3 separate regions of the Homo sapiens genome follow, and all the other regions are linked to region 2. A link is an interaction called in ENCODE POLR2A ChIA-PET data of the cell type or tissue named here. Cell type or tissue: Panc1. All regions are shown on one strand.

Region 1 (8,000 bases), 150 kb before region 2:
AATGTGCTGGGATTACAGACATAAGCCACAGCGCCCAGCCTGATTTGATGTTTTTAGAGAAATGACTAAAAGTTCTCACGGGTTTTTGAGGGTCTCCTCAAAACGGGTAGAGGACTGCTCATAGGGTAATGTGGTTACAACAGAGCCAAGGAGTTAGAAACTTCTTGTGACTTAGGCATTTCTTCCAAGAGGTATTTTTTTCCTAAATATGCGGAGAATACATGCTTATTTTAGAAACTTGGGAAGTTTGACAAATATAAATTTCCTAAAAGATACTTCCTAAAAAAAAAAAGTTGGTGTGTATATGTATATATCTCTAAACATTCTATCTATACACACACATATACTTCTAGGCATATTTACATCTAGATAGATATCTAATGTGACAAACTGGTATACAAAGCTTGGTATCTAACTTGTTCCTGCTTAATGATACATTGAAACAATTTCTTCATATCTTTAATATTCAAAAATAAAAATTTTAATGTCCCAGCCATTATATGAATGTATTATATATATATATATTTTTTTGAGACAGAGTCTTGCTCTGTCACCCAGGCTAGAGTGCAGTGGCATGATCTCGGCTCACTGCAACCTCTGCCTCCAGGGTGCAAGTGATTCTCCCGCCTCAGCCTCCCAAGTAGCTGGGAGTACAAGCACAAGCCACCACACCTGGTCATTTTTTGTTATTTTTAGTAGAGATGGGGTTTCACCGTGTTGGCCAGGCTGGTCTCGAACCCTTGACCTCAGGTGATCCATCTGCCTCGGCCTCCCAAAGTGTTGGGATTACAGGCGTGAGCCACAGCGCCTGGTCTGAATGTATTATAACTTAATCAATCCTTATTTAAGGGCATTTTGATTGCTTCCATTATGTGTGCGTATATATATATAATTTCATGATAGAACATTGTTGTCTGGTTAAAAATTTTATCATGACCATTTATTAACTTGTTTCATTTTATAAAGGGAAAACACTAAAAAAATTAATATTGCAAAGAACATTCTGAGGCAAATAGTGGTTTATGCAATTATGTATCAACCTATCTAAAGTTCAAAAATATCGAATACATTTTTGTGTTTTAATTTATGCTTTTTGGTAGCTGAATTTCTTTGACTCCAAATGTATAGCTGGTAGCCCACTATACAGGCAGGGGAAGATGGAGATACCTGCCATTCCACAGCTAACAAAAACAGGATTTTAATTAGGGTTTTCTACTGCTGTACTCTAGAAATTATGCTTTACATTTTGGTTTGCCCAGAATTTTGGTTCCTTTAAACTACAGCATATTTTTGAGAAGAAGAAAACAAAAGCAAGCCAAGAATGTGTCTTGGGACATTTCACTCTGAATTCGGTCATTAAATGAGGTCCAATCACTGAGCATTGTGCTCACAGTCACACATCTCTGAAGGTAACAATGAGGGCAGTCATGGGATGAGGTCTGACCTTCAGAATAATTGCAGGCCTGCGACAGAGCTTGGCAGTGAGACAACATTGCAAGCCGGGATACTGTAACTCCCATTACACTCCCTTCTTTGCTTGTTTTATACTAGAAAACAAAAACAGAAACATAAGAAACACAATAAAATGGGTTATTTCAGATGACAAAACTAGAATCCAAAAACAAAACCCAGAAAAACCATCATAATGGGCTGAATTTAACATGTTTAATATGAATATTTAAGGCAATGTACTAGGGTCTCAAACTCAAATCACACAAAGATAGGATTGGAGGATGACAAAGCTCAACAAAAATATATGTGAAAAAGACTTCAAAGTTTAATAGTCATCAGTGTGAAGTGGCTGCTCAAAAGCTAAAATAAACAAGTGATTGGAGCTATATGAATAGAAACACAATATCAAATAAATACAAGTCAAGCACAGCACTGCAGAGTGAAAGGTATGTAAGACGCGGTCTCTGTGCGTTAGAAGCACCCAATTTTGTAAGGAAGAACTAGAAACGAATGGCCTATTTGCTCCTCCAAATCATTCAACTATAATTTTGCTTTTACCCTTAATGTTCCATTCAAGTTGCTTTTTACCAGGACTATCAACTTTCCTTTCTTTCTTTCTTTTAAGAGATGGAGTCTCACCATGTTGCCCAGGCTGGATTGGAACTCCTGGGCTCAAGCAATCCTCCCAGCTCAGCCTCCTGAGTAGCTGGAACTACAGGCATATGCCACTGTGCCCAGTTCAACTTTAAAAAAATTTTGGCTGGGTGCGGTGGCTCACGCCTGTAATCCCAGAACTTTGGGAGGCCAAGGTGGGCGGATCACAAGGTCAGGAGATCGAGACCACCCTGGCTAATGTGGTGAAACGACGTCTCTACTAAAAATACAAAAAATTAGCCGGGCGTAGTGGCGGGCGCCTGTAGTCCCAGTTACTCAGGAGGCTGAGGCAGGAGAATGGCGTGAACCTGGGAGGCAGAGCTTGCAGTGAGCCGAGATCACACCACTGCACTCCAGCCTGGGCAACAGAGCGAGACTCCGTCTCAAAAAAAAAAAAAAAAATTAAGTGTTCCCAAGGTCAATAATGAGAAGGGGAGAAAGAGTAGAATAGGAGTTTGATCTGTACCTGACTGTGAACAGTCAACTGAGATAATTAACTACCTTAGGACCAGCCCCAATTTTTTGATTGTTATATCAAAAGGACATTTTGCATACCTTATCGAACCTTTCTGCAAAATTTGACTACTCTCTTTCTTGATGTTTTCTCCTTCCTTTGCTTTTTTGATACTCCTCTCTTCTAGTCTCTGTCTCTGTGTGTCTGTCTCTCTCCCACTGCTCCTCCATATTCTCCACCCTTATCTCTTTTCACTTTATTCCATTAGGTTACTGCATTCCTAGTAACTCCTTGTTCTCTATCTTCAACCCAGCCTCTCCTCCAGAGAGATCCAGACTGACAGAGTCAACTAATCCCCTGGAATGTCCAGTAATCCTGTGAAACTCATATATCCATCACTGACTTCTTTACCCCCGTCCCTGCCCCTGGAAACTCTTCCTGTTGTATTTTCTATCTTAGTGAAGGATGCTGCCATCAATCCCAGTTGCTCAAGCAAGAAACCTGAGTCTGTCTTGCCTTCTCCCTCTCCAGCATCAGTAACTAAGCCCTGCCTGCTCTATTTCCTTACTGTCTGAAGCTCCATCTACTTTGCTCTCTGCTCTCTACCATAAGCTTGGGCTCACCTGAATAACTGTAAAGCCGGTCTCCTTTTTTTTTCTTTTTGAGACAGAGTCTCGCTCAGGCTGGAATGCAGTGGCACGATCATGGCTCACTGCAGCTTTGAGCTCCCAGGCTCAGCCTCCCAAGTAGCTGGGACTACAGGCATGTGCCACCACACCCGGTTAATTTTTGTTATTTTTTGTAGAGACAGAATTTCGCCATGTTGCCCAGGCTCGTCTCGAACTCCTGAGCTCAAATGATCCGCCTGCCTAAGCCTCCCAAGGTGTTAGGATAATAGGGGTGAGCCACTGCGCCCAGCCCTTATTTCCTTTCTTAACCCAACCAGTCCAGATATATCTTCTTATAATAAATTCATTCTTGTCACTCTCCTGCTGACAACCCTTTAATAACTCCCTATTACCCAGAGATGCTTTAAACTCACTAGTAGAGTCCTGTGGGTAATAGGAGGATCCCAAGCAAGAACTGCAAGTTAATTCAAAATAACAGGCACCTAGAAAGACAGAGGGTAGAAGTTCTAATAAGGCCAGAGAGCTAAGCAAGAGCCACACAATGGAGGACCCTCCACCTTTCGGAGAGCCAATAAAGACAACTGAAGGAATGGCCAATGAGGCAGAGGAACTGAGAGAGGAGTCCAAGAAGCCAGGACTGGAGTTTTAAGGAGGACCGAGTGATGAACCATGTCATCACTGAGACATGACATAGATTGAGAGCTGATCACTAAATTTGGTATTTTTAATTGCTTATTTGTATTTTTTTCTTTTTTGAGACAGAATTGTGCTCTGTCATCCAGGATAGGGTGCAGTGGCATGAACACAGCTCACTGTTGCCTCAACCTCCTGGGCTCAAGTGATCCTCCCACCTTAGACTCCTTGAGTAGCTGGGACTATAGGTGCATACCACCAGGCCCAGCTAATTTTTTATTTTTTGTAGAGACAGGGTCTCACTATGTTACTCAGGTTAGTCTTGAATTCCTGAGTTCAAGCAATCCAGCTCCCTCAGCCTCCCAAAATACTGGGATTAAAGGCATGAGCCATCTTACCTGGCCTATCTGTCTGTCTTTTAAAGATACTTAGATCTGTTTCACCTTTAAAAACAATCATCCTGGCATCCAATAATACCCCCATCACCTCTCAGAGCTACTGGTCACTCTCTTCCTTTTCTTTGCAGTCCTCCTATTTGGCCTTCCAAAGTGCTGGGATTACAGACAGATGTGAACCATTGCATCCAGCCTCTCTAGTGCAGTGGCGTGATCTCAGCTCACTGCAACCTCTGCATCCTGGGTTCAAGTGATCCTCCCGCCTCAACCTCCCAAGCAGCTGGGACTACAGACGTGCATCATCATGCCCAGCTAATTTTTTTTATTTTTAGTAGAAACGGGGTTTCACTATGTTGGCCAGTCTGGTCTCGAACTCCTGACCTCAGGAGCATCCACCTCAGCCTCCAAAAGTGCCAGGATTACAGGCGTGAACCAATGTGTCCCACCCCAGCCTCTCTTTTCTATTTTTTTTTTTTTTTAATTTTACTTTTAAGTTCTGGGACACGTGCAGAACTTGCATGTAGGTTACATAGGTATATGTGTGCCATGGTGATTTGCTGTACCTATCAACTCGTCATCTAGGTTTTAAGCCCCGCATGCATTAGGTATTTGTCCTAATGATCTCCCTCCCCTTGCCCCCCAGCCCTCAACAGGCCCCGGTGTGATATTCCCCTCCCTGTGTCCATGTGTTCCTATTGTTCAACTCCCATTTATAAGTGAGAACATGCAGTGTTTGGTTTTCTGTTCCTGTGTTAGTTTGCTGAGAATGATGGCTTCCAGCTTCATCTATGTCCTGCAAAGGACATGAACTCATTCTCCCAGCCTCTCTTTTCTATATCCAAAATTTTTTGAAGTTCTCTCTACTTATCACCACAGTGTTCAAGGCTAGATGATTTTCCCCCAGATCTTGAAAAAAATTTTTATTGATTTGCCTGTTCATTAACTTAACAATTGGTGAGCATATGTCTCAGGCAGGATGCAGAGTGGTGAAGGCCACAGCTTTTAGAGTTAGACCTAACTCTGAGTCTAGCTCTGCCATTTTTGAGTCATGTGGCCTTTGCTCAGCTACGGAAATTCTTTTAAGTCTTAGTCTCCTCATCTATAAAGTAAGTTTAGTAATAATCCAAACCTCACAGGGTACTTGTGAGGACTACATGAGAAAATGCACTTAAAGCATTCAGCCTGGTGCCTGCTGTGCACTTGGATTTGCTTAATCCATTAATGGGATCATGTTGCCAATTGCATTTCTATACCAACCTCAATATCAAACCTTCCAGCCATTTGTTTATTCTTGCTCTTTATCTTTCATCTACTAATCTGTTCTTTTAAGCAGAGCTATTTTCCCTCCTCATTTCTCCGTTCTCTTACCCCCAACCTCTCTAAATAAGCAGCAGAGAAATTTCTCTGCCAGTACATCATTTCCTAAACGCTTGTACTTCCCTAAAGTCTTTTGTAACTTTCTTACATGAAGAATCCTTTTTTTTTTGCCGTCATTCTCTTGAATGTATACTTATGATCAAAATAATTAGGATAGAAGATCCACTACAAGGCATTTTACAAGCCAAAAGATGGAAATCTCACAAAGCAGGAGGATCTTCTAACATTAACGTTGCAAAAATTCAGTTTTATATTTTGAAAGGTGGCAAGCAAAGCCCAAGGAAAAGCCTGAAAGCATATTTTACATCTTAGGACTTACCTCAATGTATGCCGGTTCTGTCCCAGCAGGTGAGATGTGTGGCTGCCAGTCTTTCGGTGGCTTTGAAAGGTACTTGGAATCTGTTACAACCCATTTGAGCCGGGGCCAACCTAAATCAAACCCAAAGTGAAAATTGAATTGCCTAAGCCATCAGGGAATGAATTCACACTGAACTGGTCATTTTAAATATCAAGAGACCAAATTAAGATCATTTTATAATCAATAAAATACTTAGTTTTTATTAGTTTTTAGTGGCAAATCACCAGACAATTATACCTTCTTTCAAAAGTACAATCGTTCCACATGCTAATTCCAGGCCTTGACATTACCTCAACAACTGGGAGGTCCGTTTGGCAGTGGAAGTCCACTGAGGTTAGTGGTCTATCCTCTGTCTCTACATGTAGCATTTAGCTTTAATGTACAGAGTGGTAGCTTTTTCCAACCATCGGCATAAAGGTTAAGGGTGTGGGCTGTGGAATCAGACAGATTTGGGTTCAAATTGCTGCTCTGCCATTTATTAGCTGTGACTTTGGGCAAGTTACTTAACCTCTCTGTTTCTCAGTTTCCTCACTTGTAAAATGGGGATAATAATGGTACCTACTTCATAAGACTATGAGAATTAAATAGAACATATATGTAAAGTACCTAGCTATTACTAAATTAAAAAGCTAATTAAAGCACTCAGTTTTAACTTTTAACTGATAATTCAGGTACAATGTTACTAACCTTTAAACTGTACAATTTCTCCATTCTGGGTTTTTGGCAGTCCTTTTAGACAAACTTCACTGGTAAGAGCTAAGGCAATACCACAGCTTCCTAGCAAGAAGCCAATCTGCTGACCTCCAGCATCCTGTGGAGAAATGATAATGAACATAGGTAGGGGAGCGAATGTGAGCACACTCATGCCCATATCTGACACTTAGTAATGCTCTGGCATTTTGTTTGATAACATTCATGGAGCCCCACCAATATCTGGCAATTGTCAAAATCCAATCACAATGTGTTCTTCCAAATAATTTCCACAATACAAACATTTCCTGAGCACAAATCAAGTATTTTATTAACCAGACATTACAAATGATAAATCCTACCAGACAAATGTAACCATTTTATTCAAGAGTCAGCAATGATCCTATTTTAGATTAGTTTCCAGCAAATTAAATAAATGCTAACATGGTTATCTTCCCCTAGCCTCACTCCAAAATTCGAGAGAAAAGCAAGTCAGGTATGAACAAAATAAATAATGTAAATGGATACTAAATGTCCAAGCTGACAATGAAAGTCAATGGATGGATATACCAAATCTGTATAATCCTTTTATTTTTCTGTTTTTAAAGGGGGTAGATTTAAGCCTTACACAAAAACAGCAGCAAAAACAACAAAAGATATAGTCTAAAACATTTCCATTAAAATATCATCTTACAAGCATCATTATGAAACCACACAAATTCTGCCAACTTAATAATTTAAGAACAATCATATGATTTCCTGATCAAATGAAGGATACTACATCCCAACAACTAGAGATTAGGGGATGTTATCAATTTGTTTTTTATTCCTTTCAGAAATGCTTTTTCTTTTCTTTTTTTATGAGATGGAGCCTCTCTCTGTCACCCAACCTGGAGTGCAGTGGCATGATCTCGGCTCACTACAACTTCCACCTCCTGGGTTCAGGCTATTCTTCTGTTTCAATCTCCCAAGTAGCTGGGACTACAGGAGCGCACCACCATGCCTGGCTAATTTTTGTATTTTTAGTAGAGACAGGGTTTCGTCATGTTGGCCAGGCTGGTTTTGAACTCCTGACCTCAAGTGATCCACCCGCCTCAGCCTCCCAAAGTGCTAGGATTACAGGCATAAGCCACTGCGGCCCGGCTGATTTCTTCTTTTATTTTTTTGAGACAAGATCTCACTTTGTCAGGCTGGTATACAGTGGCGCAATCTTGACTCACTGCAAACTCCACCTCCCGGGTTCAAGCGATTCTCCTGCCTCAGCCTCCTGAGTAGCTGGGATCACAGGCTTGTGCCATCACACCTGGCTAATTTCTGTATTTTTAGTAGAGATGGGGTTCCACCATGTTGGCCAGGCT
Region 2 (8,000 bases):
AAAGTGCTGGGATTACAGGCATGAGCCACTGCATCCAGCCTCTTTATGATATTTTCTAGTTTGTCTTAATAGTGTGTGTGTTACTTTCTTTCATATACTATGGGTTAGCAGAAGAAATTAGATTCCAGACAGTTCCAAATCTAGAAAGGTGTCAGACATCTGGCAATCATATATATCCCCAAGTTCACAGAATTTTGGAGGAAATCTAGTCTAAAATTCAAGGGAATATGAAGAGCTACAGTAAGCCACAATACAGGATTAAACATTTTCTATCTCTGTTTCTCTTAGTCTATCTTTCTCTGTTCTCCCAACAGAAGTTGATGGTGACTATGGATTTAAAAAAAAAAAAAAAAAAAGAATGTTCTTTGTCCTTGGATTCCAAAAGTTTTTGATAGGTCTCCTTTATCCTATGTAATGCTGACAAAGGAAATTTGAGTGACTGATATTAGATAAAAAATAAATAAATAAAAGAAGCTTAAAAAGTTACAAACTTCACAGAAACACTACAATTCAAGACTGGAAGAACTTACAAATAGGCTTATTTGATACATATGGCCTTGTCAATGATTCTACAAAATCATTAAGCTTCCAAAAATTGTAATTAACACATGCAAGTTACACTGATTCTTTCTACATTTATTAATGCAAATCTCTCATGTGACCCTTAGCTTTTTCTATATTCTCCAAAGGAAAAGAGTGTTAATGTAAGTTGATTTTTTTAAATTCTAGAATATAAAACTAAGTGCATTGAAGAAACTATGGAAAACACAAAGACGTCTATAAAAGAATTTTTTAATCATAATGTCCTATCCAGAGATTCTGCGCTACCTCATTTGAGACTGCTATATAGGCATCTTAAAATCTATGACTAAAGATGTAAATATATTTTTAATATGAATAACTATATAAAAATGTTCATAGCTGGCTGGGCGCGGTGGCTCACGCCTGTAATCCCAGCACTTTGGGAGGCCGAGGCGGGCGGATCACGAGGTCAGGAGATCGAGACCACGGTGAAACCCCGTCTCTACTAAAAAATACAAAAAATTAGCCGGGCGCCGTGGCGGGCACCTGTAGTCCCAGCTACTCGGTAGGCTGAGGCAGGAGAATGGCGTGAATCCGGGAGGCGGAGCTTGCAGTGAGCCGAGATCGCACCACTGCACTCCAGCCTGGGTGACAGAGCGAGACTCCATCTCAACAAAAAAAAAAAAAAAAGAATTTTTTTAATCATAATGTCCTATCCAGAGATTCTGTTCTACCTCATTTGAGACTGCTATATAGGCATCTGAAAATCTATGACTGAAGATGTAAATATATTTTTAATATTAATAACTATATAAAAATGTTCATAGCTGGCTGGGCACGGTGGCTCACGCCTGTAATCCCAGCACTTTGGGAGGCCAAGGCACGTGGATCACGAGGTCAGGAGTTCAAGATCAGCCTGGCCAAGATGGTGAAACCCCGTCTCTACTAAATATACAAAAAAAATCAGCCTGGTGTGGTGGTGGGCACCTGTAATCCCAGCTACTCGGGAGGCTGAGGCAGAGAATTGCTTAAACCTGGGAGGTGCAGGATGCAATGAGCCGAGATCACGCCACTGCACTCCAGCCTGGGTGATAGAGTGAAACTCCACCTCAAAAAAAAAAAAAAAATGTTCATAGCTATGATATTTGCAATAGCAAAAAAAAAAAAAAAAAAAAAAAAAAAAACACAGAAACAACTAAACTACCTGCCAGCTGGTGAATGGATTAATAAATTGAGATGGATTCATGTAATGGGATGCCATAGAAGCTGGGGGAATAAAGAACTACAGTAACTTGCATCAGCAAGAATGAATCTCATAATGCAGAAAAGACAAATCAGAAGAATTCATACAGCATGATTCCACTCATAGAAAATTCATAGAAAAGCTTGTAAAACTAAATAATATATTATTTAGGATTATACAAACTACAAAGCAAAACTAGAGAATTAACAAAATTCAGGATGACAGTTACATCTAAGGGTGAGAGAAAAGTAATAGAAGAGGCCCACGGGGCCTTCAGAGGTGTTTTAAGCTTTTAGTTCTCAAACTAGATCATGGATCTACCAGTGTTCAATCTATTATTCTTCTTTAATCTGTGGATACTTTTTTTTTTTTTTTTGAGACAGAGTATTTCACTCTTGTTGCCCAGGCTGGAGCGCAATGGCATGATCTTGGCTCACTGCAACCTCCGCCTCTCAGGCTCAAGCGATTCTCCTGCCTGTCTCCTGAGTAGCTGGGATTACAGGCGCCTGCCACTACGCTCAGCTAATTTTTGTATTTTTAGTAGAGACGGGGTTTCACCATGTTGGCCAGGCTGGTTTCAAACTCCTGACCTCAGGTGATCCACCCGCCTAGGTTTCTCAAAAGTGCTGGTATTACACCACACCCGGCCTGTGCATACACTTTATATATATTCTTTTGTATGTAATATTCCATAAGAGATAGTGCCACTGCACTCCAGCCTAGGCGACAGAGCAAGACTCTGTCAAAAAAAAAAAAAAGAAAAAAGAAAAGAGCGAGCTACCTAGAGCCAAACGGGATGAAAGAGAAAAGACACATGCCTAGACACATCCTAATGAAATTTCAGAACTCCAAAGACAAAAAGCAAACCCTAAAAGCTTCCGAAGTATTCAAGTGGGCTACATTCAAATGACAATCAAATGAGACAAAGACGTTTTTGAAAGGCAAGAACTTAAAGCTCAACACGCATGCATCCCATATTAAAAACAGTAACTATTCCAAGTTTTTAAAAAATACAAGAAAAATGACAATTTAAAGTATAAGAAACAACAGCAGTTGAGTAAGACCTAAAAGGAGCATAGAAAGCTGGAAAGAAATTGAAAGAGGATTCACTAGATCTTGATGATTGGGCCATTCTCTTTGAAGCAGTTTGGTAATAAAATACTATGTTTGCTTTTCCCAGTATTCAACAGCACCTCTAGATTCCAAAGTAAATAATATTTACTTAATAATATTGCAAAAACTGTATGTGTGGAATATGTTTAGGCTTAATTTGTACATACAGAGTGAAGACTAATTTTTGTTATACAAAAGAGAATATAAACATTATTTACTTTGATAACAGAAAAATAGTAATATTATTACAAAAAAAAACTCAGGAAGAAAAGAGTACAAGAAATGGGTAAATTTCTCATGGTTCACAGAAGGGGATCAAGAGACACTGTTGACTGCAACATATTACTGAAAGTTACACTATTAACTACAGGAACTACAAAACTGACTTTAGAAAGTAGCTACATTTTGGGAAGTGGGACTGGGCACGGAGGTGGGGTGGGGCTATTTTCCATTTCATACTTCTGTGTCCACTCCAAATTCATGCTGACTATCGGCAATGCTTTCAGTGTTTCATTAATTCCTCTCACACTCCCCGATGGCTGATGCACTTGTTCTCTTCACATTTCTCAAACCCTTAAGCTTTCACCTTTCTGAACCTTTTCCCTTTATCCCCACACCAACCTCCCTCTGAGGTGGAATTTTTCACTCATCCTCTTCTTCTTATTAGAGAAGGAGAGAACAGCAGCCCTGCCCTCCTGTTCTCAAGCAGCTCACCTCTTCCACACATCCAGAGATCTAACCTATGCCCAGCTCTCCCACACCAACACAAGCTTTTCTTTCCTCTGTCTCTTTCCCTTAGCCCTATGAAGACTCCTCGGTATCTATTAAGAAGTAATAGTAAAGTAAAATAAATAAGTACTCTTTTGAATCCATCCTTGTTCTTTATTCCTTTTTCCCAACTTCAAAATAAGAAGCCTGCGCTCACCATTTCTATGTCCTCATTCCCGTTTTCAATCTAGCCTCTGATTCTGCCACAGGACTGTAACTGACAAATCCAGTCCTTTGTATTCTCTCACTGAATTATCCTAAGCTCTCCATAGGTTTAACATTACTATTTGTCTCCACAGAAGCACCACACCACCCACCCCAGTCCACCTCCTACTTCTGTGACTGATCACCCCTGTCATTTTGGATGACTCTTCTTTCTCCTCTAGCTTCCTAAACAGAGGCATTCCTCATTAGCTTCATTTTTTACTTTCCTTTTCAAAGATCTGATTCACCTGATGAATCACATGAAGATGATGCCCAAATCCTTCAACAGCTCCAGGATATAATTCACCACTTCTAACTGCCTATTGAACAGCCACTCGAATGTCCTCCCAATGCCATTTGTTGACTGGGATGGTCTTCCCACATTGTCATAGACTCCAACATGTCCAAAATTAAACTCTTCACCCCAAACCGGCAACTCAGATGTTTGTATATATAACACACTATCACTCGCCTGGTCACTCAAACTCAAAATCTGGGCCATTTTTTACTCAATCCCTACCTATTCCCTCACATCCTACCGATTTCCTTCCCTCAATGTTTCACAACAGGTAAGGTAAAAATGAATAAGACATGGTTTCTAGCCTCTGGGAAGAATAGAGAAGTGTAAACAAACAATTATAAAGCAATCTGGCAGGTGCAGTGGCTCTAGCCTATAATCCCAGCACTTTGGGAGGCCAAGGCAGGTGGATCGCTTGAGCTCAGGAATTCAAGACCAGCCTGGGAAACAAAGTGAGACCCTGTCTCTACAAAAAAAAAAAAAAAAAAAAAAAAAAATTAGAGAATAATAAACAAGCAATCTGGTAAGTGTGACCAAAAAAATTAAAAAAAAAAAAGCACAGGATAATGAGTTTGGGGGTAGGGGAGAAAGGAGATTAGGAGAAGGATTCAACAGGCTACAAGGTGTCAGAGTCAGAACTAAAGTCCTGTCCCCTAATCCTCACTAGGCCAAAACAACAGCACACACTCTGAATAATTAAGCATATGCCTTGCATTAAGACAGTTCAACATTAAAAAAAAAAAATACAATTATTGTGGCTCACACCTGTAATCCCAGCACTTTGGGAGGCCGAGGCAGGCAGATCACTTGAGGTCAGGAGTTCGAGACCAGCCTGGTCAACTTGGAGAAACACCGTCTCTACCAAAAAATACAAAAATTAGCTGGGCATGGTGGCATGCAACTGTAGTCCCAGCTACTCGAGAGGCTGAGGTGGGAGAATCGCTTGAACCCAGAAGAGGGAGGTTGCAGTGAGCCAAGACCACGCCACTGCACTCCAGCCAGGGTGACAAAGTGAGACCCTGTCTCAAAAAAAAAAACAAAACACAATTATTATTTGTCAATAAAATTTTAAAAAGAATATTCAACATGTAACTTTTGACTGAGTATAAATTAGGGAATGATGGTTCTCACTATACATGAATTGATTTTTTCTTCTTTCTTAAAGACATAGGGTCTCATTCTGTTGCCCAGGCTGTGGCATGATCATAGCTCACTGCTATGATCACTGCAGCCTTCCCTCCTGGGCTCAAGCAATCCTCCTGAGTAGCTTGGACTACAGGCTCACGCCACCATGCAGCCTGGCGTATGTATGTATGTATGTATGTATGTATGTATGTATGCACGTATTTAGTAGAAATAAGGTCTCACTTTGTTGCCTGGGATGGTCTCAAATTCCTGGGCTCTATACCCAAAGGACTATAAATCATGCTGCTATAAAGACACATGCACACGTATGTTTATCGCGGCACTATTCACAATAGCAAAGACTTGGAACCAACCCAAATGTCCAACAATGATAGACTGGATTAAGAAAATGTGGCACATATACACCATGGAATACTATGCAGCCATAAAAAATGATGAGTTCATGTCCTTTGTAGGGACATGGATGAAATTGGAAATCATCATTCTCAGTAAACTATCGCAAGAACAAAAAACCAAACACCCCATATTCTCACTCATAGGTGGGAAATGAACAATGAGAACACATGGACACAGGAAGGGGAACATCACACTCTGGGGACTGTTGTGGGGTGGGGGGAGGGGGGAGGCATAGCTTTAGGAGATATACCTAATGCTAAGTGACGAGTTAATGGGTGCAGCACACTAGCGTGGCACATGTATAGATATGTAACTAACCTGCACATTGTGCACATGTACCCTAAAACTTAAAGTATAATAATAATAAAATAAAATTTAAAAAAAAAAATTCCTGGGCTCGGCCAGACGTGGTGGTTCACATCTGTAATCCGAGCACTTTGGGAGACCGAGGCAGGAGGATCACTTGAGGTCAGGAGTTTGAGACCAGCCTGGCCAATATGGTGAAACGCCATCTCTACTAAAACAAAATACAAAAATTAGCCGGGCATGGTGGTGGGCGCCTGTGATGCCAGCTACTTGGCAGGCTGAGGGAGGAGAATTGCTTGAACCTGGCAGGCAGAGGTTACGGTAAGCCTCGATTGTGCCACTGCACTCCAGCCTGGGTGACAGCGAGACTCTGTTTCAAAAAAAAAAAAAAAAAATTTCCTGATTCCTGGGCTCAAGCAATCGTCCTGCCTTGGCCTCCCAAAGTGCTAGGATTACAGCTATAAGCTACCAGGCCTGGCCTGGATTTTCTTTAAAAAATAACTGCCCAGTTAATTTATTTTTTCTTCTTTTTGAGATAGGCTCACACTCTGTCTCACAGGCTGGAGTGCCGTGGCATAATCACTGCTCACTGCAGCCTTGACCTCCTGGGCTCAGGTGAGTCTCCCACCTTAGCATCCCGGGTAGCTGGGACTACAGGCATGCACCATCACACCCGGCTAATTTTTTAATATTGTTTTGTAGAGACAGGGCTTCACCATCTTGCCCAAGCTGGTCTCAAACTCCCGAGCTCAAATGACCCACCCACCTCAGCCTCCCAAAGTCCTGAGATTATAGAAGTGAGCTATCACGCCAGGCCCTGTTCCAGTGAATTTAAAATAGGATCTCCTTTTCATATACTTTGATAAACAGATCTAATCATAGGTCATCTCAGGAACTAAGAGCTAGGAAGAACTAGATTCTCTCATCTAGCCACTTCATCTCCCAAAGGATAGGAGAGGTTAAATGACTTGCCCAAGGTCACAAAGCTTATAAACAGAAGTGAAACCCAAACCCACAATCTTTTCCATGTTACCTCACTGTCTCTGACATTCTCCTAATCTCAGAATGCTGTCCAGTTGATTTCTCTAAAAACCAACTGAGGCCGGGCATGGTGGCTCACGCCTGTAATCCCAGCACTTTGGGAGGCCGAGGTGGGTGGATCAGCTGAGGTCAGGAGTTCAAGACCAGCCTGACCAACATGGCGAAACCCCATCTGTACAAAAATTAGCCGGGCGTGGTGGCTCATGCCTGTAATCCCAGCTACTCAGGAGGCTGAGGCAGAAGAATCACTTGAACCTGGGAGGTGGAGGTTGCAGTGAACCGAGATTGCGCTACTACACTCCAGTCTGGGCGACACAGTGAGACTCCGTCTCAAAAAAAAAAAAAAAAAAAAATGAAATGAGAATGTGTAAAAAGAGTCCAGTCATTGGGTTTCAAAAGTCTTGAAAGTGTTTTTTTAGACACACATACATAATATAAATTCCCAGAAAATAAGGATTTGGCTAAAACTTGGTTCTCCATGAAAATGAGAAATGAGTCCTCAGCCTGTTGATGCCAACTTGACCAGATGAATCTCTTGTCCCTGAGTTCCCCAAAATGCTGATAAAGTCATATTTTATTCCCCAGAATACATGCCTAATTGGAGTTCTAACTAGTTGACTAATGACTAAAAAATTTAGAATCATGGGGAATGAGTTAGAGTAAGGAGATGGCTTAGAAAAAAATGAATTCTAAGTATTGATGAATTCTAATTATGATAATACCAAGTTCCAACTATCATACCTCAAATCTCTGATTTCACCTTCTGTCACAGGGGGGAAAAAAGTTTCTCCCATCTCCAAAAAGTAACAGGTACTTTTTATAATATAAAGTTAGGCCCGGCTCAGTGGCTCACTCCTATAATCCCAGCACTTTGGGTGGCTGAAAGGCAGGCAGATCACTTGAGCCCAGGAGTTCAAGACCAGCCTAGGCAAAGTAGTGAGAATCTCTGTCTAAAAAAATTTA
Region 3 (8,000 bases), 60 kb before region 2:
ATAAAAACCAAATACAAAAAAAAAATGTAAAATATTTTACATAAAATATAAAAAGCTGCCGGGCGCGGTGGCTCACGCCTGTAATCCCAGTACTTTGGGAGGCCGAGGTGGGCGGATCACGAGGTCAGGAGATCGAGACCATCCTGGCTAACACAGTGAAACCCCATCTCTACTAAAAATACAAAAGAAAAAAATTAGCTGGGCGTCTCTAGTCTCAGCTACTCAGGAGGCTGAGGCAGGAGAATGGCGTGAACCTGGGAGGCGGAGCTTGCAGTGAGTCGAGATCGCGCCACTGCACTCCAGTCTGGGTGACAGAGCAAGACTCTGTCTAAAAAAAAAACAAACAAACAAACAAAAAAATATATAGATATATATAGCAAACACCCTTTAAATGAAAAGACTTTCCCTGGTCATCATGTTCCACGCACTTTGTACTATACACATAAACACACATTACTACTAATCCCTCATTTGGCCAATGCTGAGGGCCTGCTACGAAAGTCAGGCACTGGTCTAGGCACTTGGGATGTGCCAAAGCAGACAAGGGTCCCCTTGTGGAGCTTAGATTGAAGGAACAAGACAAATTATACCATAACAGATAAACAGATTATATGGAATGATAGAAGGTAGAAAGCACTAAGGAAAAGTTAGAAAAAGAGAGCAGGGATGAGGGCTTCCAATGGGTGAGGCAGGCAATCCAGCAGACCCAGTTGAGAATGTGAGATGTGAACTACACCTGGTGGTGGTGGTGGTAGTGGTGGTGGTGGTGGTGGTGGTGGTGGTGGTGGTGGTGGTGGTGATGGTGGTCATGGTGGTGATGGTGGTAAGACCAGGAGGAGTCAGCCCTACAGATATCTTGGGAAGAGGTTTCCAGGGGGAGCCCTCCAGGAAGAGGAAATAGCTATGCAAATCAATGAATTGAGAAACATAAACATGTTCTAGGCTTTATCACTAAAGCAAATATCAGACTTCTCCCACTCACTCATTCATCTTTAAAAGGTAATTTTTGGAAGGGGAAAAAAATAAGTACCAACACCCAGATTTTACAGAAACCATTCTAAAAACAAGCCACTGATTTAAAAACTTATCTACCTCTTTCAGTAGATAAGTGAATGTTTTCCTGAGCTGTCCAACAGGGGGAAAGATGATCTTGCAGGCAGTAATCCCAGGCCAGGTGCACCCTACCCAGCCTCCAGTGAACAGATTTTCACTCCCAACACCTGAAGTACCTCTAGTTTATGAATAACAGGTAGATTTGTCTTTCTCATTTGCAAAGTATTATTGATACCCACATTTATGCACGCTACAACAAGGACATTTCTGTGGAGAACAGGAATCAATTTATTCTAGTATCAACACAGTTAAATAATTTAAAAAGTGAATTCACAGAAAATATTTTGTCCTCATCCAACACTAGCTGGTAGGGGCCAGGGATGGTTTTGGATATCACTTGAGATGTCAAAAGATGTCTAAATCAACTGTCCTGATTTTATCTATAAAGACTGAGGGGGCAGAGATATAATTCAAACATACATGATTCTTGAATTTACTTGTCTCCTACTCTGAATGAGTAAAAGTTAATTACTTACCATCATGAAAATAGTTCTTTCTGATTCTATAAAGTTGCACCATCTCTGACATTTGAGGTAGCTTACTAATTAAAAACAAAGGTTCTCAATATTTCAATTTTTTTTCCCTGCTCAGTTGAGCTGCAGGAAATGGAAGCAGTTGAATGTGAATATAAATACGGATGTCCTTAGAGAACTGTTGTCATAAATTACATGATCAGGAAAAGAGCAAAACAATACAAAAGATCATAATCTCAAAAATCTCCTATTGCCATCGCAGAAAACAGGTAATTTTTATAGAAATGGTGTTGATAATAGCTGTTACACTAATAAATAACAGTGACTCCAAGTTCCCTGGACAAAGGCTATGATTACACCCTGTCAAGCTTTCTATGTTATATTATACGAATAGCTGGTTAAAATGAAGAAATAATGAAATCAGACCATCCCTTCAGGGGAAACAATTGCAGTGTTCAAGAGTTGTTTTTTTGTTTTGTTTTTTGTTTTTTTGAGACTGAGTCTTGCGCTGTTGCCCAGGCTGGAGTGCAATGGCGCAATCTCGGCTCACTCAACTTCCGCCTCCCAGGTTCAAATGATTCTCCTGCCTCAGCCTTTCAAGTAGCTGGGATAACAGGCATGCACTACCACACCCACCTAATTTTTTGTATTTTCAGTAGAGACAGGGTTTCACCATGTTGGTCAAGCTGGTCTCATACTCCTGACCTCAGGAGATCCACCCACCTTGGCCTCCCAAAGTGCTGGGATTACAGGCGTGAGCCACCGTGCTCAGCCTGTTCAAGAGTTTTTAAATTTTAATTTTTTTTTTTTTTTTTTGAGACAGGGTCTCACTCTGTGGCCCAGGTTGAAGTGAAGTGGTGCCATCTCGGTTCACTGCAACCTTCACCTCCAGAGCTTAGGCAATCCTCCCACCTCAGCCTCCTGAGTAGCTGGGACTACAGGTGCAGGCCACCATGCCCTGCTAATTTCTGTATTTTTTTGGTAGAGATGGAGTTTTGCCATGTCGCCCAGGCTGGTCTTGAACTCCTGGACTCAAGCAATCTGCCCACCTCAGACTCCCAGAGTGCTGGGATTACAGGCCTGAGCCACTGTGCCCAGCCAAGAGTTTTTTTTTTTTTTAATGTTTATATGTGTTGACCCAATACTTCTTCTAGGAATCTACCCAAAAGAAAGACAAAAATGTGTCCACTCAATGGGAAAGGATAGGAGAGGGGGGAGAGGGGAGGGGGAGAGGGGAGGGGGAGAGGGGAGGGGGAGAGGGGAGGGGGAGAGGGGAGGGGGAGAGGGGAGGGGGAGAGGGGAGGGGAGAGGGGAGGGGGAGGGGGAGGGGGAGGGGAGAGGGGAGGGGAGGGGAGGGGGAGGGGGGAGGGGGGAGGGGAGGGAAGGGGATCTGAAGACATCTTGGAAGATGCTGGTAAAGGATTATCATCAAAGCTGCAACTGAAAGAAAGAATAAAAAAGGGAAAGGAGATGTTTTATATTCTCATTAGAGAAAGGAGAGCAGGCTGCTTTGTAAAAGCATCCATTTATAGATGACCAGAGAGATGACGCAGTGGCAGTCACGAGGAATTTGGTGTTGCAAAAGGATACATTTTAGAGCAATGTGAGAAGTAGTGGAAAAGCCAGGTAAAATAATATGTTCCAGAAGTCTCTAAGAGGAAGAGGATGGAATCAGGGGGTTGAGGGAGGGAAAAGGAGGGTAGTGTGAGGGAGGAACAGAAGGCAGGCCAACAAAAGGACTTGTGTTAAGATTCTCCCTAAGGGTGTAAGTCTAGAATTAAAACTACTTAACTTTTTTTAAATATATATATTCAAGAAGGCCACATCTTGTGATGAAGGTTGAATCCAATGTTTCCAAGACAGTATCATCCTTATTACCTTAATTATGTGGCTAACCCAGTTTTTATAAATGATCAGGATTCCTGGTCTCTCCTTCCTCTAAAGGAAAGAGAAAAAGTCCTTTGCTCAGTAATGCAAAAGTGGGGTAGGTGCAAATGACTTGACGGCATTAAAGAAACTAAATCAAACTCATATTTAGAAATTACTTGAGTTATTTCTGAAACTTACATCAGTCAGTCATATGGCTGCTCTGGACCCAACCTGAAGGAATTAAGTGTGACCCCGTTCAGTTCAGCAAGCGTGCTCACTTTATCTCACTAAGTTTGCATAAAGAAAAGGAAATCTGAAAGACTGAAAACAGCTCAGCCAATGAGTAAAACTATCAAAAGAACTTGACTGTTCAGTTTTCATCCTTCTCCTTAATTGTGAGAATTCACTTTAATGCATACTTTATGTGCACAAAGACTGAAAATGTAATTACAAAAAAAGCAGCTCTAAAATACTATTAAAGCACTCTGTTGTTTCGGCTAAACAGGAGTCGGCAGTCATCACACACTTGCCAGTCTGTATCACTTGTGACTCAGTCAAGGACTGAACAGGAAATGTGCATGAGCCACCCTCACTGACTCCCATGTGCTGTGTTCTCCTCCTCTCAAACTCCCCCAGATCCATCAGACAACACGCATCCCATCCTCTGATTCAAAGAAGTGATGCTCGTTTGTATTAACGCTCCTCCATGCATAGAAGGGCTCAGCACCACCTAATGGTGCTATATTAAGGTAACACTCTTATTTTTAACCTTTTCCCTGTTTAGAATAATCAAAAAAGTGAGATAGCTGCTGTCTGCGTACTCCAGTTATTTGCCCAATGGATAAACTAAGAAAATTATTTAGATGAAGTACTATGATACTGACAAAGATCCAAAGATTTCAATATAAGATGCCAGATTTTCAAATGCCTTTTCTTAAAATATTTTTTAAATGATTTAAGTAGTTATGTTGTCAAATAATTAATAGTTTCCCCATTCCAACATGTGCTATTGAGCCCTTAAAAAGAATGAAGTAAATCTACATATGTTGACATGGAAAGTTCTCTAAGATAATTATGTGAAAAACAAGGTGCAGAAGAGTTTGTGTAGTGGAGTGCCTTGGTATAAATGGTGTCTCTGGGTATATATTCTTGTTTTGCCTAAAAGGCCATAGAATTCACAAAAGACTGGGGAAATTGGTAAGTTTCCCTACCTACATAACAAAAAAACTAAATTATTTCTTTTAAAATTTAAATTTCTAAAAGAAGTTAGTGGAAATATTTACTCATATAAATATCTGACTACATTTAAAGTAAATACTAATGATTCTTTCATAAAAAGTAATAACCACCAAGTTTTAAGGAAATATAACTAACCAAGACAAGTGACAGCTATTTTTAAAAACACGTAAATAAGATTTATCTAAATATCTTGGGTTATCCAACTCCTTAGTTACCGAATTCTCAGTCTATTTTTTTCATCTGTTTATTTATTTATTTAGAGACTGGGTTATGAGACTGGCTAAGTTTTGAATTTTTGGTAGAGGTGGGGTTTCGCCATGTTGCCCAGGCTGGTCTCAAACTCCTGGGCTCAAGTAATCCACTGTCTCAGCCTCCCAAAGTGCTGGGATTACAAGTGTCAGTGACGGCACCTGGCCATGAATTCTGTCTATTTTAATTCCACTTGAAAACTGTCTCTTTTAGGATCATCCAAACCAGGTCAACCTTCTGAGAGGTTCCCAGTCCTGGAGACAGGTCAAAAGTGAAGCTCAGACTGGTCTGGCACTTATACAGCCATTAGGAAGAGATGAGCAGAAAAGCTCTAAGATTCCACAGCCCAGACTGGCTATGGATATTAACGACCTGCCTCCAACCATCCATACCTGTTCTTTTGTTAATCTGTTTTTACCACCATGCAAGAGAGACAACCAAACTCATACAGTCAAAACTGAGTCATAAGACCCTCTCCCAATTTTTTATTTTTTGTTTCTACTTATAATTCTTACTTTTATACTTCTAAAACAATTCTATCCCTGTTAAAGACTCCTTTCGATATACTAAGTTTACTTACAAGTAAATTTGGAAACATGGAACTTCAACTACAAAGCACTCATAAATGACCTTGAATTCTTCTTACATGAACCAAAGTCTTACAGCCATGGACTTCTCAGACTAGAATACTACATGAAGATGGGAGCACCTATTGGCAAAGTATGATCAAATTATTCTGCTTTACTGAACATTATAAATTCCTTACATACAGCAGAAAGATATGTTCCAGGAACTACTGGAGATCACAAAGGTACAAAGAAATCCTACTCCTTGAGGGTGATAAGGCAAGACTGAGAGTGGAGGAGGAGACGGTGGGAGCACTTCAATATATTCCCAGGAGGTCACGTGCCAGAGGCTATTTATTTACTTTCTCATACATTTTTACTTGAGTCCATGGGAGATTTTACTTCTATGAATAAATGGCTTATTTTATAATGTAAATCAATACACAGACTTGTTGCTGAATACGTTCAACTGTCACAAAGTAAGAAAACTGTTCTAGAGGAACATGTATGTAGTATTCTCCTCAATGGCCACATTAAATATAATCTTGACGTACTTGATACTTTCTGTTAATAAAAAACTGGCTGGGCTCAGTGGCTCATGCCTGTAATCCTAGCACTTTGGGAAGCCAAGGCAGACAGATTGCTTGAGCCTAGGAGTTCAAGACTGGCCTGGGCAACATGGTGAAACACCACCTCTACAAAAACTACAAAAAAGCCCAGGTGTGGTGGTGCATGCCTGTAGTCCCAGCTACCCAGGGAGGCTGAAGTGGGAGGCAAGTTGAGGCTGCAGTTGAGCTAAGCTGTGATCGGGAGCCATTGCTCTCTAGCCCTGGTGACAGAGTGAGACCCTGTCTCAAAACAAATAAATAAATAAATAAATTTTTAAAAAATGAAAAACCTTACCAGTTTACTCTCCTAGCTAAACAGATTCACCACCACACAAAGGGTCAGAGAATGTACGACTGTGTGCACGACTAGCTTGCAAACACGCATCACCAGAGTCAGCATGGTTTTGCTCTCATTATTAGAGCCAATGGCTGTGAATGTGTTTATTCCTTTTAAAATGCAAGCTTGAGCTTAATTTATATGGCCAATTTAACTTAACAGTAGTATGAAAATCATTTTTAAAACATATCATGTTATTCAAAGTAGATATTTCTTTCAATAAAAAGAAAATGTCAAAGCACATAGTACTACATTACAGTTAAATGCAAAAAGGTGAATCTTGGAATCTGCAGGACAAGCCCATTAAGAGTTGTCATTCAAACCTGACAGTTATTTCACATTGTTAAAATAAGCCAGATAACGCTACCTAAAAACTAGTAATGTGAAATAAAAACAGCAAAACATATAAACTGATATAATACCAAGACAGACTAGCAACGCACATTTTATTATATATAAAACCATAAATATCTTTTAATATGTAATATTAGAGGTGGGTTAAACTTTTTAAATATATTTTGATATTTTCGATGACTTTTTCCTATTTGACAATTAATGTTGAACTCTCAATTAATAATCTGATCATGTAAGCTGCTTCACACTTATATAAATGCAGTATACTGTTATGTAAGTCCTAAACTATATCATATGAGGTAATACACGTACCAAGCTTAACACTAATACGTATTGACTTTACAAAATTAAAGAAAATTCTGCTGAATTCTAAACTGAACCGAAACATCAGCCAAATACAAAAGAGTTTCTTTTCTTGTAAAGGCCTCATCAATAAAATTAAACCTAAAATAATTCTCATAAAATCCCTTGAGGTAAACACTATTCTTATAGGTATGGGAATTCATATCAAAGAGAAAATAGCTAAAGATGTCATGGTTCATATTCAAACTCAGGACATCTGTTTCTGTGCTCTTAATTATTGAGGCAGTGGAGAAGGGTTGGTTGGGCTTTGATACCTCACATTTAAAAAGAAACAAAGGAGGCTGGGTACAGTGGCTCATGTTTGTAATGCCAGCACTTTGGGAGGCTGAGGCGGGTGGATTACCTGAGCTCAGGAATTCGAGACCAGCCCAGCCAACAGGGTGAAATCCCACCTCTACTAAAAATACAAAAAAAATTAGCAGAGCATGGTGGCAAACACCTGTAATCCCAGCTACTCAGGAGGCTGAGGCAGGAGCATCACTTGAACCTGGGAGGCGGAGGTTGCAGTGAACCCAGATGGCGCCATTGCATTCCAGCCTGGGCGACAAGAGTGAAACTCCATCAAAGAAAGAAAAGAAAAGATAAGAAAAGAGAAGAGAGGAAAAGGAGAGGGGAGGGGAGGAGAGGGGAGGGGAGGAGAGGGGAGGAGAGGGGAGGGGAGGAGAGGGGAGGGGAGGGGAGGGGAGGGGACGGGAGGGGAGGGGAGAGGGGAGGGGAGGGGAGGGGAAGGGAGAGGGGGGGGGAGGGGAGGGGAGGGGAGGGGAGGGGAGGGGAGGGGAGAGGAGAGGAGAGGAGAGGAGAGGAGAGGAGAGGAGGGGAGAGGAGAGGA

The links. Peaks named below come from ENCODE experiments on the same cell type or tissue, not always from the same donor. Only the 100,000 strongest peaks of a DNase experiment are listed, where the experiment ranks them.
Region 1: POLR2A ChIA-PET joins it to region 2 with 6 read pairs; 5 of 35 experiments call an interaction of 5 or more read pairs at or near these places.
Region 3: POLR2A ChIA-PET joins it to region 2 with 5 read pairs; 8 of 35 experiments call an interaction of 5 or more read pairs at or near these places.

Annotation. Positions count from the first base shown.
Region 1 is chr12:50,684,596-50,692,595 of GRCh38, reverse strand. It overlaps DIP2B (disco interacting protein 2 homolog B), which reads right to left. Exons shown (of 38, transcript NM_173602.3): 11 at 6,640-6,763; 12 at 5,914-6,023; 13 at 1,445-1,547. Among named protein-coding and RNA genes, the nearest start is that of ATF1, 76 kb to the left of the region's middle. In Panc1, no CTCF peak of the experiment used is centred here; no DNase peak of the experiment used is centred here.
Region 2 is chr12:50,533,760-50,541,759 of GRCh38, reverse strand. All of the region lies in intron 1 of DIP2B (disco interacting protein 2 homolog B), which reads right to left. Among named protein-coding and RNA genes, the nearest start is that of DIP2B, 33 kb to the right of the region's middle. In Panc1, no CTCF peak of the experiment used is centred here; a DNase peak (open chromatin) is centred at 4,079; H3K4me3 peaks cover 964 bases; H3K27ac peaks cover 1,082 bases.
Region 3 is chr12:50,593,694-50,601,693 of GRCh38, reverse strand. The region is part of intron 1 of DIP2B (disco interacting protein 2 homolog B); the gene reads right to left. Among named protein-coding and RNA genes, the nearest start is that of DIP2B, 93 kb to the right of the region's middle. In Panc1, a CTCF peak has its summit at 4,125; DNase peaks (open chromatin) are centred at 3,343 and 3,943; H3K4me3 peaks cover 1,062 bases; H3K27ac peaks cover 3,230 bases.